Regions from separate parts of the Homo sapiens genome. Here region 2 is linked to region 1. The links are chromatin loops, found by intact Hi-C in ENCODE. Cell type or tissue: PC-3. All regions are shown on one strand. Links, peaks and the distances in the headings refer to the core of each region. The heading gives the core; the rest is flanking DNA.

Region 1 (16,130 bases), core at 6,363-14,362:
ACTGTGAGGAAAATGGAGTCATTCAATCCTCACCATCCCAAACAGAACAGGCTCTTCCACCACAGCCTCTATCAGGCCCTTGTCGGCAGGCCTGGGGCATGAAATCACATAAAGTGGACTCTGGATGGAGAAGGCATTCAGGAACCAGTGCACCGGTCTGCAGTGTGCAATAACCTCACTCATGTGCCCCTATACCTCCATTTTCTACCTCTCTCTAATAAGAACATGAGGGATTGCTTTTAATACACAGATTAGCATTTGGGCCATTCATATAAACATACAACAATCCTGTCAACAGTATTATAGTTGGTGTCCTATAGTTGTGCCTCCTCTAACCTGTGAATTAGCAATAGATCATCCTATCCAGAGGCTTGGTCTGTGTGCTTCTTCTAAAGGTATCAAAATAAAGAAGTTGTTTCTTCTTTTCTCTGCTCCATAATCAATATACAACACAAAGCTTCATTCATGCATAGTTTGAGCTAGGTCATAGCATGACCATGTCCTAGAACTTACTTTCTGCCTTCCGATATCCATAGTAAATAGCCAAAATATGTACTCAATACATCCATTTTTAAAACTAGTCAATTTAAGATAAGAAATATCACAAATGGGTTTTTGGCATTATAAGATAAAAAGATCAATTGATTGAAAGTCTCGTTCCTTAAGATTGAATTTAATTGGTTTGATTGACATCATTTATCCACAGTCCATAAACCAAAGTTATCCATCATCATTGATGAACGGCATTTGAAAACTATCATCAAATTAGTTGCTTAGAAATGCCAAGATGCCACCTTAGACAAGGAAGGCCTCTGGCAAAATATATTCATGTGCTGCCTAATGACTTTTGTCCACCATGGACTGCATATATGACAGTAGACTCATAAGATTATAATACTGTATTTTATTGTATCTCCTCTAAGATTAGATATGTTTAGCTACACAAATACTTACCATTGTGTTACAATTTCCTACAATATTCAGTACAGTAACATGCTGTACTTGTTTGTAGCTCAGGAACAATAGGCTATACCATATAGCCTAGGCATGTAATAGCCTATACCATCCAGGTGTGTGTAAGTTCACTCTATGATGTTCACACAAAGATGAAATCGCCTAAGGAAGGACACAACTCTCAGAACGTATCTGGACTGTAGGAGAACAACAATCTGATTATCAGATCTTCAAAACGTGGGCAGCCTTACAAGATTCAGAGTTTAACTGATAAGCATGTAATTTGCAATTTCCTAACCCTGGAATTTGTCAAGATAATGTTATAATAGTCCCTTATAGAACTAATAGACTCTTCCAATAAGTAGATGCTGCTTTGTGAATTCAGTCCTATCGTGAGACTTCTGAATTGGGATCTTGGAATCTCATTAGCCTCAGAATCCTAAATTTATAATAAAGATGCATAGAGGCATAGTGAGTAGCATTTGGAAGATGCTCTTAATTCTCAGTTCTCCAGTTTGTCTTAATCTTTTTATATAAACTCCTCTAATCCTCAACCTGGCTTCTGCCTGTGCAAAAGTCAATATATGAGTTAGTTACTACTCCCCAGTGAAAGACGATAACATTTTAGGAGTGATACTTTATGTATATTTAGCATTTGTCATCCCTAAACTTCAGTTATAGAAATTCTCGCATGAATCCCCAAAATATGTCAGTGAACTAACAGTCTGTAAACATACAATCATGGCATTTAATATCGTATTAGCTACACAGAAAAATAAGGTATTTTATAGCACATGCTCAAGAGATTTCACTATTGACATTAAAATCTCCAATGGAAATACTCCTTGGAATTGAGGATATATTGCAGTAGTGGTAAAAAATATTAATATTTGTTGAGAACTCACCATAGCCCTGGCATTCTGCTAAATATTGGATATCCTTTTCTCATTTAAACCTCACTGCTATCCTAGGAAGTAGAAACTATTATTACCCCTATTTTACCAGAAGCAAATTGAATCAAGAGAGTAACTGTTTTACCCAAAATCATCAGCAGGAATGTTGCCAAACAATGGCCTCACTGCCTAAGGTACACAGAAGTCAGTACTATGGCACCAGCTTTTGAGAAAAGAAAGGGCTTTATTGCAAGTCAACTGCCAAGGAGACAGGAGCCAACACTCAAATCTGTCTTCCTGAACAAGGGTTTGAGAGCAGGTTTTCCAGGCAAACAGCAACAATGCAAGGGACAGGAAAATGAAACAAGGCATGATCTGATTGGATCATGCAAAGAAGTCACGCCAGGTCTTTGGTTAAGTCCATACGGCAGCAAAACAGGGCACCCCTTGCTTCTTAATTTGGCCCTTGCTCCTTGATCCAAGCACTTGGGTTCCACACATCATTGACTTTTTTATTCCAGCTGGCTCCAGGGTCCTGAATCAGGTACCCTTAGTTCATTTGGGCATGCTCAGGTAATGTGACCAGCAACCTGGGGGTCCCTTGCACTGAAAAACTCATCATTTTGTTACTGACAACGTTGAATTGGTTCTGCCATTACAGAATGACAAATTAACAGGAACTGCAGTGATCTACATGAGGTGTTGGTATCTTGGGCTAGGTCATAACAATGGAAATAGAAATGAGTGGATCTGGGGTCACTTTGCAGGCAACAGCAGCTGCTGATAGACTGAGTGTAGCAGGTGGAGAAGCAGCAGCAATCGGGGTGGCTGCTAGGATTCTGCTTGAGTAGTTGCCCTGATGGCATTTATGTATATGAGAGAGAAGTAGGTTGATGCGTGTTCCCAAGAGGAGAATAAAACACATTGTAGTCATGATCTACAAATTAAACATACAATTATACACACAGACACATGTATCTATACATATTTAAAACATGATCCTAGAGAAGGATGTTTTTTCTCTTGCTGTTTTTCATACTGTCCTATCATGGGAGACCCACAATTAGGACTCTGAAGACAGCTGTTTGCTTGGGGTTTTGCTAATGCTTCGGTGTATCAAAGTAAGGCACACACTCCTGAGGAGAAATCTGGCATGGAAACATCCTTAAATGCCACCCTACCCCTCATGGTTTATATAAGCCTTAGCTACAGCATTGTCTAGAAATGGCTATTCTTTGTCTTTTCTTTGGAACACATTTCTCACTTCAAATGCAACTACCCTTTGCCAGCCCAGGATTTTCCCAATACTGAACGGGTGCCCATCTTCAAGGACAATTCCAAATGTGTGCCCCTGCCTTTGGAACAATGAAGAGGGTTTCGCTCATTGTTTTTCTTGTCTTATCTGCATCCAGAAATTTCTGGCTTGTGCCATTTTAATTTTATATACTTTTACTTTATTTCATTTGAATTTTAGAAAATAATGAGTATTTAAGAGAATAAGTGTTTGAATTTAAACAACTAGGAGTAGGATTACTGCATGTAGAGCCTGGGATTGCCATTTGAAGTCATTAACCAGCCTGAGACCAACCTTTCCAGCATGCCTGCAGGGATGTCTTCCCGGGTTCTGATACATCGCACATTGTGTGACTCCCAAGCAAGCTCTTGGCCACTCAAAGAAAAACCACTGAATCAAAGGAGATGGCATATGAGTCATTTCATCAATTACTTATTTCACATAGATTTAAAACTATGTCTTGCTGAGCTCAACTTGACTGCATGTTTGAATAGTGAAAGACATTGTGTGAAAAAGAAAAGGGGCAAATCTAATCACAGGCACAAATACCCTTCTAGAACCACATTTTAGATAAGAGTGTCCCGCAGAGGCCGGGTGCGGTGGCTTACGCCTGTAATCCCAGCACTTTGGGAGGCCAAGGCAGCCGGATCACGAGGTCAGGAGATCGAGACCATCCTGGCTAACATGGTGAAACCCCGTCTCTACTAAAAAATACAAAAAATTAGCAGGGTGTGGTGGCGGGCGCCTGTAGTCCCAGCTACTAGGGAGGCTAAGGCAGGAGAATGGAGTGAACCCAGGAGGTTGCAGTGAGCTGAGATCGCGCCACTGCACTCCAGCCTGGGTGACAGAGTGAGACTCCGTCTCAAAAAATAAATAAATAAATAAATAAGAGTGTCCCGCAGAACAACAGTTCCTTGGGATATTAACAGGTATTCTCTCTTTTTTTTGCAAATTTTATTTCTTTTAAAAAATTATTGTAGGCACATAGTAGGTGTATATATTTATGGAGTACATGAGATGTTTTGAAACAGGCATGCAATGTAAAATAAGCATACCATGGCAACTGGGTTATCCGTCCCCTCAAGCGTTTATCCGTTGAGTGCAAACAATTCAGTTACACTCCATACATTATTTTAAAATGTACAGTTAAGTTATTGACTATATTCACCCGTTGTCTTATTCATTCTTTCTATTTTGTGTACCCATTAACCATTTCCACCCATTCCCAGCCCCCCACTTAACAGCGTACTCCAAAAGGGGAAAAATGATCTGTGGTCACGTGAGTAATGCTAGGTTAAGTAAATTTGAACAGGTTTCTTTACTATAGACTTCTCTAGATCTTTTTGTTGTTGATGCTTTTTTGTTTTGTTTTGTTTTGTTTTGTTTGAGATGGAGTCTTGCTCTGTTACCCAGGCTGGAGTGCAGTGGTGCAATCTCAGCTCACTGCAACCTCCACCTCCCAGGTTCAAGTGATTCTCCTGCCTCAGCCTCTCAAGTAGTAGTTGAGATTACAGGTCCGCACCATCATGCCTGGCTAATTTTTGTATTTTTAGTAGAGATGGGGTTTCACCATGTTGGCCAAGCTGTTCTCAAACTCCTCAGGTGATCCACCTGCCTCAGCCTCCCAAAGTGCTAGGATTACAGGCATGAGCTACCGCGCCCGGCCGACTTCTCCAGATCTTTAATGTGATGCTAATAGGTTCTGTATCTCCAAGAAAGGAGAGAGGGCATTTAACTGTTTCCCAAACTTATTTAATCACAGAAAGCTATTTTTGAGAATGTTTTGTGGCACATATTTTGAGAATCTCAATTCCAAAGGAAAGAAAAACATAAATAAGGGCTTAATTGAAAGGACAACCTCATTTAAAAGTTGACATAGAGGCCATTATTTGGGTCACAGAAAACTAAGGCCTGAGATTTGTCATGGAGTTCATGTCCCCATTTGGTCACTAAGATAGAGACTTGTCATTGTAATGGCTGCTCAGCACTGGTGAACACCCGCCATGAACTGACCCAAACCAGTGTGGCCACACATGAGGCGAGGCATGCCCGTTATCACACTACCAAATACGGAAACCAAGTCTTAAACCAATTTTTTGCTCCATATACAGACATTTACTTTACAATTGCTTATTAACAATTCATACAACACGTTTGGTTAGCTCAAAGAAGTCCCATTTTCTGTCCTTTTAGGGGCTCTCAGCACCACCTTGACTGAAACATTTTCTCAAGGCAGACATGGCAACATGCCCGAGGCAGGATTCTGGAAGGTTCCTAGGCCATGCCGGGCAACTTGGAATTCTCCAACTAAGTGGGTGGACACTGGGCCAGTTAGCGATCAAGTCTCAGGCACTATCCCTAAGAAAAAGGCTGCAGTCTTTGCTGGAGCCTTATACCCTCTTCATTAAAAACAGGAAGGGCTCTAATATTTTAGCCAATCGAGGTAGCAGTATTAGTTTGTGAGGGACCACAGGCTGGTAACAATAGAAATTTATTTTCCCAGAGTGCTGGAGGCTGGAATGCTAAGATCCAGGTGTTGGCAGGCTTGGTTTCTCCTGAGGTCTCTCCCCTTGTTTTGCAGATGGTCATCTTCTCACTGAGTCCTCACATGGCCTTTTCTCTGTACATGCACATCCCTGGTGTCCCTGAGTGTCCAAATCCCCTCATCTTATAAGGACTTCAGTCAGATTGGATTAGGGCCACAATAATGGCCTCATTTTAATGTAATCACCTCTTCAAAAATCCTATCTTTAAATATAGTCACATTCTGAGGTACTGGCGCTTAGGGCTTAAACATATGAATTGGTAGCAGGGACACAATTCAGCCCATACCAGTATCCTAAATATTGTTTTTTTTATTATAATGATATCCCATATCTAATGTTCATTTTGCTAATTAATGTCACTAGTTTCCACAGTGAAAACTCCTTTCGGATATTCACTATGCTAATTAGCAAAGTCTCATACACTTCTCTTCTTTTTTAATATAATTTCAACTTTTCTTTTAGATGTGGGGGTTCACGTGCAGGTTTGTTACCTGGGTATATTGTGTGACGCTGAGGTTTGAGGTATGAATGAATCCATCACTGAGATAGGGAGCATAGTACCCAATAGGTCGTTTTTCAGTCCCTTACTCCCCTCCTTCTCTTCCCCCGCTAGTAGTACCCAGTGCCTATTGTTGCCATCTCTATGTCCATGTGTACCAAATATTTAGCCCCCACTTATAAGTGAGAATATGTGGTATATGGTTTTCTGTTCCTGCATTAATTCACTCAGAATATCAGCCTCCAGCTGCATTCATGTTGCTGCAAAGGACATGATTTTGTTCCTTTTCATGGTTGCATAGTATTCTATGGTATATGTGTACCACATTTTCTTTATCCAATCCACCATTGATGGGCACCTAGATTGGTTCCATGTCTTTGCTATTGTCTCACTCACTTCCTTACATCACTAGCTCCATAATCAGTCAGGTGCAAGGGCATCTGATTGACTGAGCCTAATAGCAAGGGAGGCTGGTGAAGTATGTTTTTGGCTTTTATCCTGGGAGGAAAGGACTCATATAATTGGGCTCTTTTTTGCAGTATCTGTATTTCTTTGCATATTTCAGCATAGACAATGTGATATCATCTGTATGCCAGCTTCAATGCTAAGGGCAGCCAATTACCTTAATAGAGAATGTACACTGGAGGGTTGCTTACGTAGCAACACTCAGGAGACTTCAACAAATGCTCCGTTTATACCTATAAACTGAGTAGTGTCCTCATAGGATCAGCGTTGGATGGGGTTTGGCCAAATGTCATTATTTCAACTGGTTCTCTGTCTTTTGGAGATTCTGTGTTACCTCACAGATAATTCTTGTAATAAATCCCTTTTCTGCTTAAACTAGCCAGAATTCATCTTTGCAGCCAAGACACCTGATACAGTTACCAATCCTTAGATTTTCAGAAAGCATATGCAAGATATGTTATGGTATAGTGATCTCCTCTCTCATAAAACCAGGGAATCACAGGTTGACCAGCTGACCTGCCTAATTTAGACATCTCTATACCTATAGCAGGGAGAATTAGAGAGTCATATCATGTTGGAACTAGAAGGGACTGTAGCAATCATCTAACACAGATGAAGAAATAGTCCTAGAGAGAAAAGATTGCTCCAGGCCACATCCATTTTTATCCCTACCCCCAAAAGGATGTTTTAAAATAACCCCTGTAACAATCCTCAGCCTGGAGAGAACAATTTTCCATTTCTGTTTAAACCCATATCCCAAGGTGGCGGAGACAACATCAGGAAAAAGCTGCACAGCCAGGTCTTCATTAAAGACACGCTGGAGCCCAGGTGGGCTTGCAGAGTGACCTATCCCCCAGACTCGGCAGTGAGTCACTACAGGGTCAGTTCAGCATGTTTTTCTCTGTTTCAGACTACAGTTCAGCTAGGCTTTAGGTCGGCATCTTTTTAGGTTGCTAGGGAGGCCTCTCTGGTAGGGGTATGGAGAGGAAAACAAGATCTCCCAGCCTAACCAGACCAGGCTAGACAGGAGAGAGGCGCTGCTGTTTGGTTGTGGGTGTCATCCAGGGTAATTCACTTTTCTGTGTTTGCCACCCAGTCATATCTATGGTTGTAGGTTTGTTGTTGTTATTGTTGTTTTCCTTTGAGTTTTTTTTGTGTGTTAAAACCTAAACTGTTCAAAGAAAATGCATGCTGTTCTCATCCCTCAACCAAGCATGTTTTCTCAATTAGACGCATTTTCACAGAGAATTAGTCTTAAAACCCCTGTGAGCTTAAAAATAGATTAAGAACTATTTCTTAAGCTCCCTTTCTTTGGAATTTAAAGTGTTTTTGAGTGGAGTTTTTTTGGGGGGTGGAGGAGAGGAAGTTTAGCGTAATTAAGTAGATCAAGAAAAAAAAGAAAATCATTTAACTATTTCTTATATGATCCTCAGGCTTTGAGGTTCACTCATGTAAATAAAGCTCATCATGGATATTAATTCATTCATTCCTATACTCCTTCATTCACAACAGACTGTGTATCTATCAGGTTCAAGGCACTGTGCTAAAAGAAATATACAGGAAGAAGCCCGGAGCATTTAAAAGCAGGATGTTGACAAACACACACATTGAAGATACTATGATTTGAGCTTCTGACATCTGGACTAATTAAAGCTGAGGAAATTGGCATCTATTTGGCAAAATGGCCAACAAAGAAGACACCAGGCAGAACAACCCACAGAAAATTTCATCAGCCAGGAAATTAGAATTCACTCTCCCCATCCAAAGAGAAAGTTAATTACTGGCTTTGGTGGATTGCATTCCTGGCTCTGCACTATTATCTTAACACAGAAGGCAAGAGAAGGCAAGAAGGGGCTGAAAGAGCCATCCTTCCAAAATATACTTGGGAGAATTAAAACACCGATGTTCTTCTCTGGGGCCCTTGTGACTGGTCAGATCCTCTTGCCCAGATCATAAGAGGGCTTAGTGGAAACAAAAATGGTGGTTGTGAATGTGAACACTATTAAATGGTCTTTCTTCTGTATCCAAAGGTCTAAGCCTTTCTGAATGGAGTCTTTCAAGACTCAGCTCAGACACTACCTTTTCAAGGAAACCTTTTGTGACCTCTCTGCCCTCAACCCCACACACACAACCATGCCAGCTAGACCATAGATCTTCCTTAGCATTTCCACACATCTGCATTACCCCTCATGGCCCAGCCTCATTATCAGCATCCCTCATGAGGCTGGTGGACACTTGGGGTGTCTCTGGCACATTGTAAACCCTTCATAAATGATTTCTGAAGGACTGTAATACATAGTTTATACAATTTTCAGCATACGAATTTAAGGGAAAGCATAAAAGAAAAATACCCATGGTGTACATTTAAATAATAATAATACATAAAGGAAATTTCACATATTTAAACAGACAAAGACTGACTTATACTAGAAGAGAAATAATGACCTATCCCACAGGGTATATGTAACACCATACGTTTTCCAAACTGCTAAAAGAGAGGTAGTTTGCCTAAAGTTAACTCCCAACTCTACTCACTTAAAGGTGGAGGGTCCATTTATTCTTAACAGTGAGGAGCATTTCAGAATAGAATGTTCTCACACACACACACACTGAAGGCACATAATTTGAGCTACTGAAACCTTGAACTCGTTAAAGCTTAGTTGTTGGAATGCATACTCCTAACTTTGCAAGATTATTACACTTAGAGAACATCTGAGATTGCAGTTAAATAAAACTTAGGTTTGTCTGAAAAATTAATTAGTGTACATAATTATTCTGCCACATAAAGCAAGGTATCAGATGTAAGCAATTCATGTATGTTATTTTAATAATTAGCACCACTAAGTTATGTTCCTTTTCCACCTCTGGCTTAATTTATTCTCTAATATGTGTACAAGTGTCTGGTCTACTGTGTTCCCCACACCATTAATGCCAACCACACACACGTAAGCACAGGCAGCAAAAGATTAAAATCCTGCGCACCCTGTTTCGCCTGCCTCTTCACACTCCTGCCTCTACTATGGCCCCGGGTGGTGCTCCCCAGTACTCCCAAGCTCTCTGCCTCCTCATTCTCTCTCTTTTCCCCTACTTCCAGGGGAGGATTCACATCGGATGGGACTGAAACGTATACAATTTAGGGTTTCTTATTTTCAAAAAATAATATTAAATTATTAATTCTACTGGGTGCGGTGGCTCACGCCTGTAATCCCAGCACTTTGGGAGGCCGAGGCAGGCGGATCATAAGGTCGGAAGTTCTAGATCAGCCTGACCAACATGGTGAAACCCTGTCTCTACTAAAAATACAAAAAATTAGCCAAGTATGGTGGCACACACCTGTAATCCCAGCTACTCAGGCAGGAGAATTCCTTGAACCCGGGAGGCGGAGGTTATAGTGAGCTGAGATTGCACCACTGCACTCCAGCCTGGGAGACAAAGCGAGACTCCATCTCAAAAAAAATTGTTTTAAAATTAGGTAGAAATAAATATTTATTTAAAAAGAGAAGTTTCATCAAACTAAAACACAAAGTAACAAATATCACAAAATCTAAGGGAAAAAAATCTCAAAATAAATGTATTAGATAGTTCTTTGTGTAGCACTGGTCCACGGACTGCCTTCTGACTATGCCATGTATATTTCAAACCTTGTCTCTCCTGTATGACCCACATGCATCCAGGGGAAGCCACTGTAGGTTGACATGACCATCATGATAAGACCTCTAGCACTACATCTTCAGGTCAGGACAGCAGGTGGGCGATAGGAAGATGAATGGAAGCCATTCCAACACAAGGAGGGCTAGCCGTTACCTCACACAGTGACTGCAAACCACACAGATATATCTTCACAACCTGTCCCCTGAGCCAGATCCAAAAATTGCCTGTAGTCACTCTAACTCTCTAACAGAGAAGTGTGACTGAGGCAAGTTAAAATGGAAAAGTCAGAGGATGTAAGCAGTTGTAGCTAACATGTCTTACTTGTGCAAATGTTGCCAAACATGACCACATGAACGCATCACTAGGGCCTCTCTAGGGCCTGGGAAGGAACCCAGGCATGTGAGGGACCCTGACACCTAAGCCTCTACAGCTTCTTGGTAATCCCACCTCTGCCTTCCTCCCACACATCTTCCCATGGATTCCAGTCCCCAAGCTTCTGGGTCCAGCAAGGCAATGAGGCTCAAGGCACTGAGCGCCATGCCTTAGGGCAGGATGGACAAACTGGCAAAGGAAACAGGAAGAGTAAATCACACAGATGCCCTCTGCCTTCAAGTCTTGGGACAAAGAGGGATGGAGGGAGGGATTAGAGTTCTGAGCAAAGACAGGACTTTGAACTCAAGCAAGTGGACACTAGCTCATTGAATAACCATGAGCTAAGTGCTTCACACGGATTACTGCTTTCATCCTCACTACCACCCTAAGGAAAAGGAGAGAGGGAAGGAGAAGAGAAAGAAAAAGAGGAAGGAGAAAGGTAAGAGAAAGGATGATGATGAAAAGGAGGAGGAAGAAGGAGAACATGGAGAAGAAGAATGTAAAAAAGAAGAAGGAAGACAGAAAGAAGAGGGGTAGGAGGAGGGGAATAAGAAGGGGGAGGAAGAGACACAGAGGAAGAAGAGAAAGAAGAGAAAGAGATCAAGTGAAAGAGAAAAAGGGAAGGGGAGGGAAAAGAGCAAAGAAGAAAACGTAAGCTGATAGAGAGAGATAAAAGAAAAAAGAGAAAGTTTACTCGTGAACTCCTCTTCCCTAGGAAGCAGCAGTGTTTATCTTTGCTGTCATAATAAAATTAAAAGCTTTTTTTCAGACTATACACTCATCCTCTTAAATTAGAAAGAGTGACAATTTCTTTTGGCTCAGTTCTGCAAAATGCAAGTTGTCATGATCTCACCTCTTAAAAAAAGGAAAAAGGGAAAAAAGCAACCTCCCAAGAGATGGCTATCACTTCAAGCGAATGCCCAGCGGGCCAGCCATTTGGTTGCTGTCCATGTTTTCCAGTGGCATGTGAGCCTTTCACCCAGACCACAATCCCATGCCAAGCTCCATGTCATGTTCAATCTTCAAAATCTTTTGTACAATTCCAACACTTTCCAGCAAGAGTTGATTTTCTTTATGTTTGCTTGTCTTTTAACTGACTGACACTCATAATTTTCTTCCAAGGAAAAAAGAATAGCAGAAAACTTGAAAATATCACCTAATCTGTACTGCACATGTTAAGACTGTTCAGAAAAGTTGAAAAATTATAATTCGCAAATGGGTGGCTTGAAGTACCAGTTGAACCTCAGAAAAATTAAATTCTTTAGGAGGAATGCCTTTAATTAGAATCAGAAGTAGACTCTGTCATGGAAGTCCTGGAAACTCCATTATTTCACAGATTTGCAGACTCATAGACTTTCTTATTTATTGTCAGAAACTTCTGGAAGTCTCTCAATGAATCTCCAAGTTACTGGGTGAGACCACACCTAGCCCAGGATTCCAGATGAACTGCCTAGTCCATATTATTGGTGAAGACACCCAGGAAATATTTCACAACCTATCTCAGTAACATTCCAATGTGTTACAATCCTCGCTTTTAGGAAATCCTTCATTATTTCCAAAGATACTGCTACTGCTCTACATCCTTTGTGAAAATAACAAGATCAAAACCTTTATAATCTCAAAAAAAAAAAAAAAAAAAAAAACAGGAAAAGAATTAAGGAACATTCTCTCTTCTTTTTTTTTTTTTTTTTTTTTTTTGGAAATGGAGTCCCATCCTGTAGCCCGGGCCAGAGTGCAATGGCGTGAGCTCAGCTCTCTGCAGCCTCCGCCTTCCGGGTTCAAGCGATTCTCATACTCAGCCTCATGAGTAGCTGGGATTACAGGCACCCGCCACCATGCCTGGCTAGTTTTTGTATTTTTAGCAGAGACAGGGTTTCACCATGTTGGCCAGCCTAGTCTCAAACTCCTGACTTCAAGTGATCCACCTGCCTTGGCCTTCCAAAGTGCTGGGATTACAGGTGTGAGCCACTGCGCCCAGCCCACATTCTCTTCTTCTGCAAACTAACATGTCTATACCTTTTTCAGTCCTTTAATGACCTGTGTGGACCCTGTACATAACAACGTGCTCTGTGGGCCCCTCCGTTGTGGGTCGAACAATTAAACACCTCACTCTGGTTGGTGCCAGCCAGATGAGTTGATGAAACCTGAGAGGCCAGATTGCTTCCAGTTCTGTAAAACCTGTTTGAGAATTAAAAGAGATGCTCCATCATGTCCTAGGCTGAGTAAATATGAAGGAACAGTGTAATTCTATGGCAACTGACAATCCCAACAGTAAGCCAACACAGCACCACCCCCAGGAGCAACAGCAAGTGTTTGAGTGGGTTCAAAAGAGAGTTGGGGAACTAGGGGGATTGGGGCTGCACGTGACGAGGAGAAAGGGTGTGGGATAACATGGGTTGGCCTTGGTTGATAGGCTATGTCCAGTCTCTGCTGCCTCTGTCTCTCCTTCCTCCTCCTTACCTCACTCTTGAGCCCCCCACCTTTCTCTGTCTCCCTATCTGAAACACATACCCTGCTCTTAATTGGGAAACTAGTAAACATTTCTGCTGATTTTAATCCTGAAACATCATTGAGACCATATGAAATGAGTCTTAAGGATCAGAACCATATGAAGGGAAGGACTGTGGGCTGGCAGCCGGCGCACCTGTGCTGTCTTCTGGACTTCCACCACCAACAGTCTCCAGGACCTGTTTCAAGTTGCTTCACCTCTTTGAACCGACTTCATCTATTAACTGAGTGGTTGAACTAGATGGCTCTTTCTGGCTTAAAAATTCTGTGATTTCATTTCTGGAGGAATTTCAAGCATGGGTAGAGAGAGAAGAAACTGAGAGGCAAGAGGTATGGTTTGGACTCATCAAATTAAATCACAGGTGACTTTCCAGTCCCCCCACCACCCCGATCTGTAAGGCTGCCTTTGGGTGCGTGGCCTTCCTGCAAAATGGCAAACACTTGAAAAAGCTTCCACGCTGAAACCCAAACCAGACCATATTTAGGATGCCCCATAAGGTGGCATTTTTTACTAAGATGATAAAGGATAAACATTGGTGGAGCCAGAGAGGCTGCTCCCAAATACAGTCCTCCCCATCAGCAACACTGCAGTAGCCTGCACCTATCGTCCAGAGTATGAAAAAGACTTTTGCCAAAGACGGCTTTTGGGGATTTATCATTATTACATGTTAAGAGCCTGTTCTCCATGTCCTCACCTTCCTACCTTGCTAATCTTCCCCATTTCCATCTTTCGGCCCAGTGTGAGACCTCACCATCTCCTTTTCCCATCTTCTTTCCTCCATACCCTTGGTTTCCTAGCAGGTCAATGCCCCTGCCCCTTCACTGGAATCCATCCATCCTGGTTATTCTTTTCTTTATGAACCTGCTGGACTACATCTCAAAGTTACCCAAAAGAGGGATACAAAGACACAATAAAATCGGAAATAACGCTCACCCTTACCAGCCTGCAGTTAAGAGTGTGTGGAACTAGGGTGGCTGCAGGCAAAGAGATAGGGGGAAGGGCTGCCTCATGCCATGGGCAGGACAGTAAATGGTGCAAATTTTCTGGAAAGCATCTTAGTAATATAGGTGAAGAGCCTTTACAATGTGTTTATCCTATGACCTATCCTTACTTCTCTTATTCTAAAGGAATAAGAAGAGGTTTAATCAAAGCATGAGTGAAAAGGCCATCCAAACACAGGGAAAGGGGCCGTTATGATGTCTACGGTTCTAAGAAATAGAAAACAACAACTTGGCTTAAATAATAAGCACATAACCAAAGAAATCTAGAAGTAGGATTCCCTTAAGAGTTGAGAGATTTAGCAGCTCAAAAATGTGACCTGACATACGAGTTCTTTCTATGCTTTTGTTCTTCCTCCTCCAACACTGGTTTCACACTAAACTTGGCTCCCCAGTGGCCAATAGCACCAAACAGCACTTATCGGCATTCTTGTTGGTATCCAAAAGAGATGGAGAAAGCCTGATTTCACATGGCTCTTCCTTAAAAGCAACAAAGGACTTTTCCCGGAAGCCTTCAGCAAACCTCGTCAGATTTGAATCACATGCCAATTCCTAAATCAGTCACTGGCAGGGAAGTGGGAAAAAGGGGAGGAGGTGTTTACCCTTAACCAATATGCCTACCCCTGCCCACTGAGATCAATTCCATAAAAGTATTGCTTCAGTTCTTTGAAGAGGAGTACAATGTTTGTGAGTCACTCACCACATTTACCCACCAAGAGCTAAGGGATAACTGAGTAAAATGGTAGAGCTGGTAGGAAAATGGTGAGTAGTCCCGTCCTTCTGTGCCATAATTGACTTGTACACAAAGAGATTTGGAAATTTAAACATAAGAACTCTCTCTTCCCAAGCCCAGGGCTTTGGGCACTTCAAGTCTGGTCCTTGCCTGGGCACAGTGGCTCACGCCTGTAATCTCAGCAATTTGGGAAGCCAAGGAGGGTGGATCACCTGAGGTGATGAGTTTGAGACCAGCCTGGCCAACATGGCGAAACCCCAACTCTACTAAAAAATACAAAAATTAGTTGGATGTAGTGGCACACGCCTGGAATCCCAGCTACTCAGGAGGCTGAGGCAGGAAAATCGCTTGAATCTGGGAGGCAAAAGTTGCAGTGAGCTGAGATTGTACCACTGCACTCCAGCCTGGGAGACAGAGCAAGACTCCATCCCACCCCCCACCAAAAAAAAATTCTGGTCTTTACATGTGAAAAAATAAAAGCTAATTTTTAAAAACTAAATAATAAAGAGTGTTAGGTGATAAGTTTTATGATAGAGATAATGTGTGCTTTAAAACACACAGCATAAAACAGATGGAAAACACCTCATGGAGAAGGGAGAGCTTGAATTGGTGTTTGATTGAAGGACAAGAAAAATCTGTTGGTAACTTCCTCCTGGCTCTGACCTCTGATGCAGTTAAAGTAAAGCAACTTAGAATTATGATCTAGGGAACATATTCAGAGAGAAATGAATTTATGATGTCTTCAATTTGAAGATGCTATGATTTTAGACTATTCTAGAATACAATGATTTTTCATTGCTTCACACTTGTAAGAAATGTTCCACTACTGAAAATTTGCAACACTTAAAAAATTCCTACACAAAATCACAGCCCACCTTGCTGTTCTATGCTAAATAAACAAAATATTTTTTCTCAATTATGTTGCTCTCCTTAATTACACGCAATTTTAAAACTAGCTGTAACTGACAGCCCTTTCCTCACACTTACTGCCAATGTATTTAGGTCAATCCCACCTCCAATTAGAGAAACTTAGAAAAAGGAAATCCTACGGTGAAATGCCATATGCCTTACAATTTTCAGTAACTAATCCTCAAGGATGACAACTTGGCAAAAAAGAGAACTGGACCAGCTCCCTGAAAGGTCCATCACTTCGGCCCATGTTAATTGATTGCCTTAAAATCACAGTGCTTCCAGGTTGTAGAGACACACTCAAAAT
Region 2 (16,130 bases), core at 3,807-11,806, 61 kb before region 1:
AGTTCATGGCAGAGCTATGGATTGAGCTGAGTCTGTGCAAAGGGCCCTGATAGCCTGGCTTTCCCTGTAGCTCCAAAGGGGGATGTCTGTGATTTTGGCAGCATAAACTAGTGATGTAGCAGGAATTTTAGACCAGAAAGCTTGAGCTTGGATCCTGATTCTACCACTCAGTGGTGTATGATTTTTGGTAAGTTATTTCACTTCTTGAGTCACTGTGTCCTCATTTGTCAAAAAGTACTAGCAATCACTTTTAAGATTGTCATGAGGATTAAATGAGATAAAAATGAAATCTACACGGAATTCCTTGCCTAGGAGGGAGCAGTTTTGCCTGACCATGATGTTTGTTCCATACCTGTGAGTTTCAATTATAGTTCATCCAAGAAGTCACATGTTATCCAGAGATGCTTCAAAGCTGTGACGATTCACACATTAGCAGGTCTGATTCATCTGCATCCCATGGTAAAAGCCAGTTTCCTAATTTTCCAGACCTTCTGTTCAACTCAGAATTATTTACTTTAAAATACCAGAAAGTACAGTCATTAATTTAACCAAGGAGATTAGCAGCTTGTATCACTACAATTGTAGAGAAATTTGAAGAGTTCTGGATTGTATAAGATGACTGAGCCCTCTTATTAGCAACAGAAGTCTCATCCTAATCCAAACAATGACCAAATACCATGGAGGTGAAAAAGGGTTCACAAGGAACTGATATTGTATGCATACGTGCATTCACAGTAGAAAAAGGTATTCGCATTTTCACAGAGCTTTAGGACTGGGAACAGCTACATAGAAGTCCTAAAGATCCCCTAATGCAAATATCTCCCTAATGTTTGCAGTGGTTAGATGAAATGTGAGCTGAGGATCCTTCACCTTAATATTCTATGATTCTTTAATAAAGCATATTGATTTCTTATAAACATCTTCAGTGCTCATTTCTACACCCTGCTCTATGCTTGGTGCTCAGTCAGTATCAAACTGATGAATTCTGAGACTTTCCAAACAGACTACAGGTAATTAAGTTGGGTTCTATACAGTTCAAAGTATTAAAACTCTAAAATAATACTCAAAATCAATGTGTGCCTTTTACTGGAGAGAAGGTATACAATTTTCACTATCTCCCCATGGGGTTTGTAAACAGACCCCAAAAAATACATGTATTAAAAACTGGGTTTCTATAGATAGACTGGCCAAATTGTGCTAGTGCAGGCCACCTTTTTAGAATCAGCATATAATGCTTATGTGGAAAATAAAATAAACTCTGATATATTTGCAAATAACAAACTTCAGCTGCCTAGAGCAGAAAAATTTGGAGTTTGCTACTGAGTTGGGAACACAAATGAGCAGCATGCACACACCAACATGAAATACAAGGTTCTGCTATATATCTCTTGGCTTTTGTATTTCTAACATGAATATTCATAGCTCATTCTTTGATTGCTCTTCCATTTATTCAGAGCCACACTATTTTATACCTAACTATAGGGATATTAAATATCAGAAAAACAATATAATAAAGAGACAACAGATTTTGTGTCAGACACACCTGGGTTCGAATTTGAATTCACATGTTATTACCTAGATGCCTTGGACAAGTCATTCAGCATCCCTGAGCTTCAGCATCCTCACCTAGAAAGTACAGGTATTAATGCAAACCACATAGAGTTTCTCTGAGGACAAATGAAATAATGTACAGAACATACCTAAAACATTGCCAAGGATGTAGTAGATACTCCATAAATACTTGTTGAAATGAAGCTAGGAAAGAATGTTCTTATCTTATTGAAAACCACTGAAAGCAGATTAAGACCTACAAGGATTATTCAGCAACAACTACAATGATATTTTTGTCTTGAAGTCTGGAGGGAAGGATTTCAACAGATACCACAGTCTAGTGGGTGATACAAACATCCATTCATTCATTCAAAAGTATTCACTGAGTGTCACTATATGCCAGGGATACGATGAGGAATAGACAAACATTAATGAATATATAAATAAATGTAAGAATGAAACTGACAAGGGCTCAAAAGAAAGATTCTTGACACAAGAGTCTGTAATATGGAGGAGTCACAGGGGCATGGAGATAGGGACACTTGGCCTGAGATCTGAATGACAAGTGAGTGGATTCCAGTAAGAAAAGTGGGGAGCAAGAGAATTCCAGGCTGGTGATTTCAGTCATGATGGAGAGGAGATAGGGCAATGGCTAGAGATGAGCAGTCAAGTTAGAGTATTAGCATTATTGTTACTGGAAGTTTTGAATGAAATACCAAAGCAACAGATAGAACATGCCAAACATAAGGCAAGTGATCAAAGGAGGTATTCTTAAACCAGTTGCATAACCTTTTTATAATTCTTCACCCGTCGTGAGACACTAAACAGGTCAGGGGTTATTGGAGATGAGGTGTTTTGGAGACAGCTGTTGGTATGCTATGCACCCTACCCCACTCCAAGAGACAAAGCATGGGAGGTTTCCTTTCTGTAGGTTTGTTCATCACCTCAAACCTACAGAAAGGAGTTTCCCAAAGCAACTTGGAAAGCTTCATCTGAGACCCCCTAATGTTCAGGGAATAGTGAGGACTGGTGTTTAACCCAGCTGGGTGGCTGACCAGATGCTCTGATGGGACAGCAAATGTATTGTTGCTGCTGCAGTGAGATCAGCCTCTGCTCAAGAGAAGATCCAGAGAGGCAGAGTCCAGACCAGTCTAAGGCTCCAATATTGAGCCACCTCCCACAGAAGGAAGCTGAAGACACCAACTGAGCCCCCTCTGATTACAAAAGCCTTACTAGCCACTCTAGCCTCTAGTGACCATCCATTCTGCACTTCCCTCCAGGACCAGAAAAGAACAAAAAATGATAGCATTTCATCAATACCATCTAAAGCCACTTTGAACATTTGTGAGGTTAAAATCACGGCAAAACAGTTACCCATGAGCAAAAAGATAGGACTATGATGGTATGGACAGAGACATTAGAGATATTTAAAGTTCTAGTTTTTCTGGGTTTTTTTTTCCTCTTTGGTAATGTTGTGGTGGCTGTTTTTGTTTGTTTGTTTGTTTGTTTTGAACGGCTACCAGGAAAAGGAGTTTTATTAACACAGTTTATTTGTACATAGGATAAAGTCAAAGGGAATTATAATGGTAGGAGACAGAGAATACTCCACAGCAGGGAAAACTCAAAAATTACCCTTGCTTTTGTGACTTGAAGTTGCTTACCACCTGTGTCATTGGGAAAGTATGTCTGCATCTCAAGAATAGCTCATATGTGATCTCCTCACCATTATTATGATAATGTAGCATTAATTCAGCATTTACCATGTGCCAGTCATTGTATGAGGCCTTGGTATATGGTTTCTTAAAAATTGTTGTTAAGGCAAAGACAACTCTTCTCCCTCCTGCCTTTCTTCTCAGCACCATTTTTGTTTGATGCCACACTTGTGACATTTGGAACTCGCAGAGGTCCTGCCTTCAAAGAAAAAGCTCTCCTGGCTCCTCTTCAGAGAAGGCCATTCTCACACAGGGCTCACCTGTGAGGCTGTGGGACCAAGAGCTCCCTGAGTCCACAAACCAGACCTGCCTTTGCGGCCACTCCTGTTGGGGTTGTGGGTTAATTGCTGCACTGTGTTTTGGTGCCGATTTTAAGGCATATTTTTATATACACATTTTCTCAAAAGTGCAAATTTGGTGTCAGGTTTTATATATAGGTCACCATAATTTGTATTATGTCCCCTCATTCAAGGAAGGTGTCTGTTAAACTTGTTAATAAAAACAGAAAGAAATGGTTTTTTTTAAAGTTTTGTGGTTGTTGTCATCGTGAAGCAGTACCAGTATTCAAAGGCCAGATTTGTCTGGTTTTACAGTTCATGCTCTTAAACACAAGACCATTCAAGTTCCAGAGTCATATTCGTGAACAGTTTACACATTGGTTAAAATTTATGAGCAAGTTTCTCCCCAATTGCCCTTCATTCTCTCTCACACACACACACACACACACACACACACACACCACTACACACCACTGACCCTCACTCTTTCTCCCTGCCCAGGGAGACAATTAATGCCATCATCACATTGCTCAGGGAGCCCAGGCTGAATCTAACGGTGGGAAGCTTCCTACTGCCCTCTGACGTCTCCTGTCTCTTTCACAGACTCTTCTCCCTTTGTCCAGCCCATGAGTGTGTTTGGTTCTTGGAATTCCATCTCTGGCCCAGTCTTCTTCCTACCCTACATGCTTTCCTCCCCACCCTTAGCTTCCACCCACACGCAACCCTTTGCTCACACCACCCCCATCCGTGACTCCAGGCAAGATCTTGCTCCTGACCTCAGGCTGTGTAACTACAGCTGCTTCCTTCCCTGTGGCCACCTCGGCCTAGCCACTGGATTGTGAGGTCCTCAAAGATGAGAACCACGCCTCACTCAGCTTCACGCATCCTGCATTTCATATATTTTTAAATATAATATATAAACATGTAAGTGAATGAATAAGTGGGTTCAATTACTGTCTGTTTCATGAATAACAAGTTAAGGTAAAAAGAGAAAGAAAAACTTTAAAAGGAGAAGCCATACGTAGCTTTGTCTTCTCACCTAAGATAGAATGTGCTAGAGTGGATTCCACGAGATAGAACAGGTGTGCTAGACAGTGGCATGGGCAAGTATGCTTGCCAAATACTAGATTTTAAAAATAATTAAGCGGGACATTTTGATCCTCTAATATACATTACTACAGTTCAAATATTCAAAATATATACATAAAATCAGGTATCACTTAATAACAGGGATACCTTCTGAGAAATGTGTCATTAGGTGATTTTGTCCTATGTGAACATCAGAGTGCACTTACACAAACCTAGATGATAGAGCCTACTACACAACTAGGCTAGATGGTGTAGCCTATCGCTCCTAGATTACAAACCTGCTCTGCATGTTACTGTACTGAATACTGTAGGCAACTGTAGCACAATGGTAAGCACTTGTGTATCTAAACATATTTAAAAGTAGAGAAAGTACAGTAAAAATAAGATATCATAATCTTATGGGACCACTGTTGCATATACAGCCCATCATTGATGAAAATGTAGTTATGTGCCACGTGACTATATTTTACATTTTTCAGCACTTGTTAAATGTATTTGATTACATTTCTGTTTGGGTTTGTTTGTTTATTTAGTACACATTCACTGTTCTGCAGACTGAGATTCTATAGTTAACCAATTGGGAGAACTACGCCCTGGAATATAGGATCCTTGATTAGTCACTGCTCATAAGAAAATAATTTTTAAAACAACAACAACAAAAACCCTTCAAAATTGACACAATGGTTGTATTCAGAGCTTTTAACCTTTTCTAAGAACAAATCAGTGGATCTATGCAGACACAAAAGAGACTGAGACTTGGCCTCCCGGGAACCACACCCCAGAGGGCGGGGGATCTGGACGTGGCCACACTTCAGGTCGCTCGGGTTTTCTATCCATCAGGCCACCACTGGCAACTCACTTGCTATGATGAATACCGCTTTCTTCCTGCAGCCGCAAGTCAGTGACATTTTGGTCATGAAACCCACATGCACTGGCTCTAAACTGCAGCGCCTCTCTGGGGTCTGGGGGTGGAGGGTGACTCCTCATGCTACAGCAGCTGCAGGAAGCGCTGGGTGACATCACCTCCCCCTAAGCCAAGAAGGTCAGGCCCAGAGCAGCCATCTTTGGACAGAAAACACACAAATAATCCACCTCTTTCCACCCTGGAGAATGAGCTCACAACTGCGGGGGGCCCAGCTCTGTATGCATGCCAGGTGATGTCAGGGTGAGTGTCCTGGCATCCTGACACTCTGCAGGTGCTCCATTCATGGACACCCCACAGTCCACACCAGATGGCAGCGTGGGAGAGGGACATCAGCTCTAGACCTTCCCTCACTTCTAGTTATAAGCCTTTGGGGGACTGACTCGCCCATTTTCTTGGACTGTGTTATATGAATGTTGGGCCAATCATAATGGGATAGATACTGGGGTAGGGTGGGGATGGAGAAGGGCTTCTCTAGAGGTTTCTGTACAAATAAAATTCCTGGCAATAAGCTCTCACTTCTATCATCAACTGCTATTCTCTGGGTCATGGAAAATCCTGCATGGTTGGTCACACAGGGGGATGGAGTGGAAAAGTTGAAAGAGAACTGATTGGCTCTCGGAAAGGTGAACAGAGCTATAATAGAATGGAAGAGAAGCCCACACAACAAGTTGGACAACCTGACACCTAACCTGGGCTTCCCGATTCCGGACTTTGCTTTGTCCAAAGCCAAGTGGCAAAGAGAGTTCAAAATTACCCTGTATTTTGATTCCATGAAAAATGAGATTTTTTGTTGTTGTTCAATTGCTGATACACTTGGCCTTACTATACCCTGCTTTCTCATCGCAAATAGAAAATGGGCATGAATATAAATAGTGTGTTTCTTTGAATCCCTCAAAAGAAAAGTTTCCAGTTTGACACCCACATTTAAATTGCCTATAATTTCCTCATTGGAATCTTTGAAGCCCAAGGCCTTTCTGTGTCAGGAGGTGACTGTTGATCTGCCTGACAGATGACGTGTCGGGGACACTCACATGGTTACCTTAGAAAGATGTACCCTTAAAAGGAAGAAGTCCCATCAAGCATTGACTCCAGCATTTAATCTCATGCCGGAAGCTGACTGAGGTGGCTATTTAAGGAAGGAAAGGAGACAAGGAAGACAGGAGGGAGAGAAAGCAGGACAAATGGAAAGAGGAAATGGAGAGATGGTATGGGGAAAGGGAAAAGAAAGGAAGGGAAGCATGGAGGGAGGAAGAGATGGAAGGAAGGAGGAAAAGGGGGAAGAAAACTTGAGCTAATGAGGAGCCCATTGGATTCTGTAAATAAACCACAGAAACAATGAAGCCTGGTTCTTCTGAAAAGGGTTCCCACTTTCCCCAACTTCATCCTGGTTCAACCAGCCTCAAGACTGAGGCGACTCAGGCAGCTCTCAGCGGCTTCAGCCTGCAGTCCCAGTGGGCTGTGAGTCACGGGCTGCGCTGCAAGCAGGCTGCTCTGAGAGAGCCCTGGAGAGCTGGCCGTGGGTGTTCAGACCATTCCTGCTGCTGGTCAGGAACGTCCCTTCAGGAAGTTCGTTCACTCCAAGGTCGTTCTCTTTAGGATTTAATGAACAAGCCACAAAAATGAAGGGGACCCAAGGTTTGAATCCTGAAGCCCCAAACAATATGCCAGCCAGTTTATTTTTCCTCTTGGAGCTTAGCACATCCTTCAGGAAACTGCAGAAAAGAGTGACCTCGTCGTGAAGGTTCCTGCCTGTAAAAGACACAGTCCTTTCATGGCACACAGATGCCTCTGGCAGGGCAGAGGAAAATGCTTCAACTTCGACAAAAGAGGCATCTCTACCTGCTGTCAACAGCTGGCTCCTGGCAGAACTGGGAAGGTCCAGGGACAAGAATCTGAATCCTACATCCTCAGCCTACTGGGGCCAACAGCACCTTTGCCTCTCAGCACCCATCAATCACAGCCCTCCACCAGCTCATCCTCGATGAGTTGTCCCTAAGCAGTTCAGCCCCATAGCCTTCTCTTGGGATGACTCCAGGCTTTCCCCACACTTCTGTCATTACCAAGCTGAACAAAACAGCTCCTCTCCTGGAATTCATCCAGCTGCCGACTTGCGAGGGTACATGAGCAGCTGTTGTTACAGTGGAGAGAAGAGGGTGTGGGCTTTAGAGTCAGACAGCCAGGGCTCGAATTCCAGTTCTGCAATTACTTGCTGGTGACCTTGGGAAAGTAACTTAACTTCTCTGAGACTCAACTTTCCTATGCTAGAAGTCATGATAATAATAGTAGGGTCGTTATGAGGATTGCATGTGTCATCTCTCTGAGAGCAGAGAAACTGTCTATTTATTAGTGTTTAACCCACATAAAGCATTGAGTAAATATTTATTGAATACATGCAAAATGCTTCACACAGTGTTTAGCACATAGACGACTGCAATGAATGGATAGTATTATCTTCCTTCTCTTTATTTTCTGCCTCTCTCAATGCTTCCCATGGAGGAGCTTATTTTGACCCTTGTGTCAGTCAGGGTCCCAGCAGGAAACAGATGTTGTGTTCCAAATGGGGAGATCTTCATGAAGGAGCCATCTGCAGGGGTGGCTGAGAGAACCAACAGGGAGAGTTAAGCATCCCACAAGTAGCCACAGCAGAAAGGTGCCAACTCTCCTCTCCCTGGAGGGTCAAGCAGGGAGCTGCTACCAGAGCCCTAAGTGAGAGAGCTATAGCTGTGAGGCCAGCTGCAGAGGATCCAAACCCTTCAGGGAACAGCAGAGCAGGGAGGGAAAAGGGGAAATTAACACCCAAGCCTTCCTCTCCTCCCACTCTATGATCTCTTGCTGCTGCCTCCCAATGGCCAAGCCCAATATCCACTGATGAGATCCTTGTAAATCAGCTTCCACAGAGCAGCCCAGAGAAGGGTAGGCTGGATCTAGCAGTGCAAATGGAGAAAATCTAGCACAGCCATTAAATCTCCAAGGATTTATGTGAATAGTCATCTTTCCTCATCTACATAGGTTCTTCTGCAGATTTACACTACAAAAGACAATATCTTCTCAAAAAAAGCTGAGATCAACAGGAGACTTTAGATTCAAAGATGATATGAACCACAATTTCACCTTGTACGTCTTCCTGTTGGGGGAATCTAAACAACTGGAGCACAGCTGTTCCATGGAGCTGGTTCCACAGCTGTATCACACCTTTGCTGCCCTTTCTCATACTACAAATTTTTACATGTAAAATCTAGAAATGGACATATTTCCATGCCTTGAAAACAATAGAAGGTGAATCCAGGCATGAATAACCTATAGGTAATTTTCTATGTTTGCAATATATGGGTATTTTTAAATACATAATAATTAAAATCTACTGACACTTTCCTGTCATCTTTGTATTGCATATTGTGTTTGTAAGAAGAAATTCTAGGCTTGAAGAGCTAAATAAGTCCACTGCTAAAGTGCTGGCATATTGGTGGCAGGGGATAAGCCAGATAGCAATTGGAAGCCAGTTCTGCAGAGGCCCCCTGGTCTTTGAAGGTTGGCATTCACTTTCCCAACACTGCACAGGTTGGGTGGACATCCTGCTAACTGGCATTCAGCCCTACTACCCAACAGCTGCCAAGAGGCCCAACGCCTTCACTGGATGTGGAACTCAGTGCTGGTATCTGAACACTAGCCCTCTAGAGGGTCAGCTTCATCTGTTAAGTGTATGCAAAAATGTATAAAGCAAGACGATAACCATGTTAAAATGAAAGCATACTCACAGTGAGGCATGGTTAGTTCTTCATGGACTCTGCTTCAATCTAGTTACCTGGCCCTGAGAAAATGGCTGTATTTAGAAATGGATGGAAGAAATGAAGGTGTTGATGAGGATAGCCAAGAATTTTGGAGCATTTCTTTTGTTCTAGACACTACACTAACTGACTCACATAGGTTAACTCAACCCCATGGCCCCCTACCCCGCCTCGCAAATAAGCATATGTTGTAGATTTTCCTTTAGAGATGAGGAACACAAAGCCAAGTGATATTAAGTTACTTGCCTAAGATAACAAAGCTGATGAGTGGAAGAGCTGGGATTGAAAATCAAGCAGTCTAACTCCAGATTGTACTTTTAACCACCAGACGATTCTGCCTCTGATTATGTTCCCTAAATATTCAGAGAGAGAGAGAGAAAAAAATTGGAAGAACATGTATTTTTCAACTTAAAAGCAGCTTGCTTCAGAGAGTGAGATAATAAGTGAATGTTTCTCTCTACTTTCTACTTTTTTGCTCTTTATTTTATTTAGGAGTCAATATATTAATTTCATAATGGAAAACATAAACTTCATGTCAAAAACCTATTTGAGGAATCTGGTTCTGTTATGAAAGTATGAGTCCCCTATAGCCTAGACCTCTTGCAGATGACAACTGCAAACCCTACACAGAATAGAAGCCAAGAATAGGCCAACACATATATAGTCAACTGATTTTCATTTAAGGTGCTAAGGCAATTTAATGAGGAAAGAATAGCCTTTCCAACACATGCTACCAAATCAATTACCTATCCATAAAGGAATAAATGAATATTGACCCCTAACTCTCTTCATATACAAAAAGGAATTTGAAATGGATCACAGACTTCCATGCAAAATATAAAATTACAAAACTTCTAAAAAAGATAAAGGAGAAAAGTTTTGTAACCTTGGAGTGGGCAAACTTTTCTTAGGAAGAAAGTAAAAATAATGGAGCATTTATTAGAAATGTTGTTTGCTCAATGCTACTTCATCACAATTAAACACTTTTATTCTGTGAAAAATACCATTAAGAAAACAGACAGGCAAGCCACTGCCTAGGAGAAAATATCCAAAGGACTTGTAACCAAAATGTATAGAGAACCCTTACAACTCAATAATTACTTACAATTATTGAACTAGACAAACAACCTATTTTCTTTAATGGGCGATGAAAGTTGAACAGACACTTCAAAAGAGTATCTATCAAGGGCTAAAATCATATATAAAGATGTTTAACATCATTGGTCATCAGGGAAATGTAAGTGAAAACCACAGTGAAATATCACTCCACATCCATCAGAAAGATTTAAATTAAAAAGACCAACCATACTAAGCGTTGGCAATGATGCAGAGCAAGCAGAACTTGTATACACTACTGGTGGAAATAGCAAATGATACAAATTTTTTGGAAAAGTGTTTTGTAGATTCTAAAGCTAAACATAAACCTACCATACAATGTTTGGAATGACCCAGCAATTCTACACCAAGTAAATAAAAACACATGTTCACATAAAGACTCATACATGAATATTCACAGCCACTTTATCTGTAACAGACAAAAACTGGAAACAACCTAAATGTCCATCAATAGGTGATTAGATAAACAAATTGTGATATATCTATACAATAGTACTCAGAAAACAGAGCAGACTGTTGATACAACAATATGGATGAATCTCAAAATCATTATTTTGTGTAAACAAATACAAAACCCCCTGAAAATAGAATACATATTGTATTATTCCATTTACATATTTATATAAAAATCTAAAAAATGCAAACTAGTATGTAGTGGCAAAGAGTAGATCATTTGTTGCCTGGAAATGAAGGTGGAGGGAAAGATGGATTACAAAGAAGCATGAGGGATCTTTTCAGAAAAATGGAAATCTTTGTTATATTGGTTATAGTGATGGTTTCATGAGCATATACATTCATCATAGCTCATCAAATTGAATTAAATATATGCAGTTTGTTGTATATCTTCAAAGTTGCTTTCAAAAAAACCTTTTCTGCTGAGATCCTTGTCTTAGCAACTAGACAGCAGCTGTAGCCTCAGCACCCCGCACCCTAGTTTGCTCTTCCCCAAAAAGCAACCATTGGGTTTATCATGGCAGTTCTGACTCACCATTCTGGGAAGCCGCCTTTTCCTTCTCTGTCTTGCAACCCTTCACCTTTCATCTGTATAGCCCTTTGATTTTTTTTTTCAAAGCTTTTACTGCACTGTAGTCACATGCATGCATTTAACTTATAAGAATGCAAGTATACACACACGAGGTAATAAAGAAAAGCAATTACAGCCTGTACAAGAAAGAGAAACAATGGGTGGTTCCATCTACCATTTCATTCCAAGAGTTTGAGAAGGGTGATGTGACCGCTTTTCCTCCGGCTGGTTCCATTGCTCCTATGTCTCCTATGTCATTTTAGGAGAATCTCATCATGTGAAGTAAAATTCTACTGGTGTTTGTTTGTTTGGTGAGAGGGTGTCACTCTGTTACCCAGGCTGGAGAGTAGTGGCACAATCATATCTCGCTGTAACCTCGCACTCCTGGGCTCAAGCAATCCTCCCACCTGAGCCTCCCTGGTAGCTAGGACTATAGATGCACACCATCAAACCTGGCTTCTACTGTTTAAAAGACACCTTTTTTGGTACAACAGAGCCTCTAAATGCAAATCAAGTGGTTCATCTGTTGTGGTTGTTGTTCACTTTTTAGATTTTTTTTCTTACCTTTGCTGATAATTGCATTTCATAATCACATCAACTTTAAGTTGTGTTGAATTTGTGTTGCTCTCAGTTATATTAAATCCTACTTTTTGATAAGCCATTTTATTTATTAAGTTTGTTGCATGAATGATGAAACAATGAACACAGGAGCAAGAAAAGAAAGCAACATGGGTGAAACTTAGGTTCAGTTTTATTTCCAGTTTAACCATGCTTCCTTAAATGGAAATGCTAATATATCCCTTTTTAAAATTTTAGGTTCAGGGGCACAGGTGCAGGTTTGCTATATAGGTAATTGTGTTTCAAAAAGGTTTTAGTGTACACATTATTTCATTACCTAGGTAATAAGCATAGTACCCAGTAGCTTTCCCGTGCTTCATTTTATACTCAACTGAAGAAACAATGATCTGTCCAGAAATGGAAAAATGTTGATTGTATTGGACTTATCAGGAAAAAGAATGTTCATCTCCTACATGGACTCTTAACAATTCATGAGGATAATTTTACTATACTTGATTATCATCATAGGTGATGATTTTAGAACCCCCATGTAAGATCAAATTTACTACATCTTTTGGGGTTTTCAGAATAGCCCCATAAGGTGGCCAGAGAAAATATTATCCACACTTGACAGAGGAGGAAACAGGGCCTCAGGGAGATTGTGACTTGCTAGTTACACAGCTAATAAGGGACGTCCCCCTTTCAAGAACTCAGGTCTTCAGACCGCAAGTCTAGTATTCCTTGAACCATATCACCACCTCCACATGTTGCCATTTTGCTTATCAGACAAAGGCATTATTATGGCCTGGATTTGCCCTGAGTCCCATGGAGAATTCTCACAGTGAAGATAACTTATTTTCACAATGGAAGCCAAAACTGCTGCTAACAACTCTTGGCTCTTTCTTCTCTTAACTAAAAAAGGAAAATGTGTTAAACCAAATGTGGCAGTTTTGTCACTCTTACCCCCTAATCATAATCAAAATTTACTTTAATTGACAACCAAGCTGTCAGTTATCCAAGCTTCCAGAAGAACGGACACAGATAAGGCCAAATTATGATATATTCCACAAACTCAGAGGAACCAACATCCTGGAGGTAGTCCCCATTCAGCCCAGAGGCAAGGGAAAGGGTCGAGTACATATCTAAACCACCGTGAGCTAGGCACTCCCCACCCATCTGCATACACTTTGTCATCTTTGCAACTACAGCGTTTAACAAGGGCTGGGAGATTTCAACTAAAACAGACAGAATGAACTTTCTTTTAGGGATCTTAGAACATTTTGCATGGATAGGTGGAGAATTTGAATAAAATGACCTATAGGGATAACTGTCTTTCTAAAGGTCTAAAAACAAACTGTCCCCAGTTCATTAACCAACATATTTATTGCCACTAGAAATCAATTTTCAAAGAGTGGTAAAAATGACAGGGACTGTAGCCACTGCCCAAAACCCGACTGACAGGGTCTCAGCACTAAATCAAGTAAAATTTAATAAGTGTCACTGTCCCAGGTGTGACAGCTAGGATAGAAATCATTCCATGTCTGGCCCAGACAGGAGGCTAAGGGACTAGTTACCCTGGGCAGTTAGGAGGCATACACTTGAGGGAAGAGGAAGTTATGCTTTCTATAGGGACATGTTTCCTATCCTTAATGAGTTTCCCTCCTATAAGAAGACACACAAGTTTAGGATAATAAAATTTACCCATACAACTTTACAAATTTGGCAGCAATCTCCATTACCCTGGCTGAGGCTGAAGGGTTAACCTAAGCTGCCATGTTTGGGGAACCAATGTTTGTGCTCACTCTTTCTCTCACTAAACTCAGTTGCAGCACAGAGGAAGGCTCCAAGAATCAGGGAAGATCAGGGATCCTGAGCTCTCATAGGGCAGTCATAAATGTAATGATTGACTGTTAAGAGGGATGCACAGCACTGATGCTAATGTCCTTTGTTTGGTTGTGTATGCATTTCAGAGTGAGAAGCGAAGCCCAATCACATTATAATCTGGGCAGTTTAGGTTCTTGTTTACCAGCCCTCATCCAATAGGCACCAGCTGGAGGCTTGGTATGTGGATTTTGTTTAGTTGCATTGTTGTCTTTTTATATCAAAGGAATCCTTCTATTACCCCAATTTCCTCCCTTCTGGTCCAGTAGCAAACCAGGACCATAACAGACAGGTTCCTAATGCTCTGCAGATGAAGGGATGTCAGGAAAATAAACAAATTTGCTCTCTTCTGTTGCATTCCTTTCCTTAAGGGAAGAAACTAAAAGAAGATGACTTAGAACTAAACACAGAAGTTTTCCAACAACACCTATCTTGCCAGCTCCTGCCGAGATCACTAGCTTTAAAAGTGCTCTTCGGGCCTGAGTTCAGGATGGCTCTTAAGCAACTCTGTCTCTGTGCAGAGCTGCCATTGCATTTCTTCAGCTGTTTTCCAGTTGCCTGAAAGAAGCACCCACTTGCCTGGGCCAGGAACGAGGAGCACAGAGAAACACAGAGTAGAACTGTTTCTTCCTCCAGAGTGTTTTTTTGAAAAAAAAAAAAAAAAAAAAGCCTTCCCCAGAGCATAGTCTACTTCTCTACTTGATGTCTCACAGAGCATTGGATGCAGAAGTTTGGGGATGGTTCTCTGAATAGGGGTGATTTGCACCAGGTTTGAACCACTGGAAGCCATACCCTTAGAAAGGGTAGATCCAAGAAGGTTTAACACCAAGAACTGCAGACACTGGCAGAAGTCATTCAGGGAAGAGTCATGTAGACAAACATGTTGTTTTCTCCAAAGCATAAAGCGCTCAGTATATAGATGGAGAAGGTGAGGCACAAGTACAGCCCAGTGATTATCCAAGGTGTTCATGATGGTGTCAGTCCTACAGCCAAGACAAGACTATGTGCCTTCTATGCTACCAGAACACATTAACTCTTGGGCATCGTGTCCTGGAAACAAATTGAGTGGGGAAAATATTCTATTCTGGAATACCAGGGTATCTTGGTATTCCAGAGGAAAACTATTCGTGGTCCACTTTCATAATCTGTTTTTAGGGATTTGTCATTTACTAAGGCAGAAATTTTAATCCTTCTCCCTGCTCAGGGGGGGATATCAGAATGAGGCTTCAGATAGAGGGTGAGTCAATCCCACCAATAGCAACCTTATCCCAACACAGCTTTATCAGTCTCCATTTGTCCTCACCTGGAAAATCAACTGGTGAATGTGGCAGTCAGGGCCTCCTGGGTATAGAAGAGCCGCTGGGTCAAATACTTCCATCATGCTTCATTATACCCTAGTTAGGAGTTGACTTCTTCCACCTGTCTGAGTCTGAACTAGATGGACTCGCCACTGAGAGAGGATGACAGTCAGGTAGGGGTCTCTCTGCAGCACCTCCTACCAGCCAACCAGCAGCAGCGTTCCTACCCAGGTGTCCACCTGTCACCACTGGGCAGGGGTGATGAGCACACAGTTGCCTTTTCCATGGCAGCATTGTTCTTTGTCTAACTTTCATCTCTCTGCTATCTCACAATGCTCTTCTAAAATAAGGTATATTTGGCAGCATTATCAAATAAAGGCTGGCAACAAAACTCAAGCATTGTGAATGTGTGTTTCTTCAATTTAATTTAGATCTCTAATGTCTTGAGATTTAAAAAAAGATACTTTAATTTTTTTGTGATTCAAGTTGCATTTGGATTGTGAAGACATTCTTTATAAGTTCGTGCCTGAAGTAAGTTATTTCTGAGTCCCTAAATAGATGCACAAGAGCCCCCAAACACCTGGGAAACGTGGTCTCCCTTGAAAAACTCACTGTAGCATGGCCTGAGTGCTTAGAATTTGTCTCATAAGAAAATTCCCTCATTTGATGAAACGATTTAAATGTGACTGTGGTCTCAATGGTTGGCGGGAAAGGCCACTTACAAATTCTCTTTATGAGAGACATGAGTTTACTATTCTACCTGTGAAGGAACAGCCTCTCTTGTTGGGTTTAAGAATAGTTTTTTAGCAGAATATCTTCTGTTCCAAGTCAAAATCATCTAAATAGGTTCAATATTCAGCTCTACATCTGTTTCTAATGCCTAAATGAAAAAACGTTTTTAGTTCATGGGCCA

The links. Peaks named below come from ENCODE experiments on the same cell type or tissue, not always from the same donor. Only the 100,000 strongest peaks of a DNase experiment are listed, where the experiment ranks them.
Region 2: it touches region 1 in a loop (3.0-fold over the local background); 13 of 110 quality-filtered maps call a loop at or near these places.

The regions. Positions count from the first base shown.
Region 1 is chr15:39,562,535-39,578,664 of GRCh38, forward strand. No RefSeq gene overlaps it. Among named protein-coding and RNA genes, the nearest start is that of THBS1, 10 kb to the right of the region's middle. In PC-3, for the core only: no CTCF peak of the experiment used is centred there; no DNase peak of the experiment used is centred there.
Region 2 is chr15:39,504,489-39,520,618 of GRCh38, forward strand. It overlaps LOC105370784 (a long non-coding RNA gene), which reads right to left. Exons shown (of 3, transcript XR_001751505.1): 1 at 15,223-16,130; 2 at 9,311-9,693; 3 at 7,918-8,151. Among named protein-coding and RNA genes, the nearest start is that of THBS1, 69 kb to the right of the region's middle. In PC-3, for the core only: no CTCF peak of the experiment used is centred there; a DNase peak (open chromatin) is centred at 7,023; H3K4me3 peaks cover 472 bases.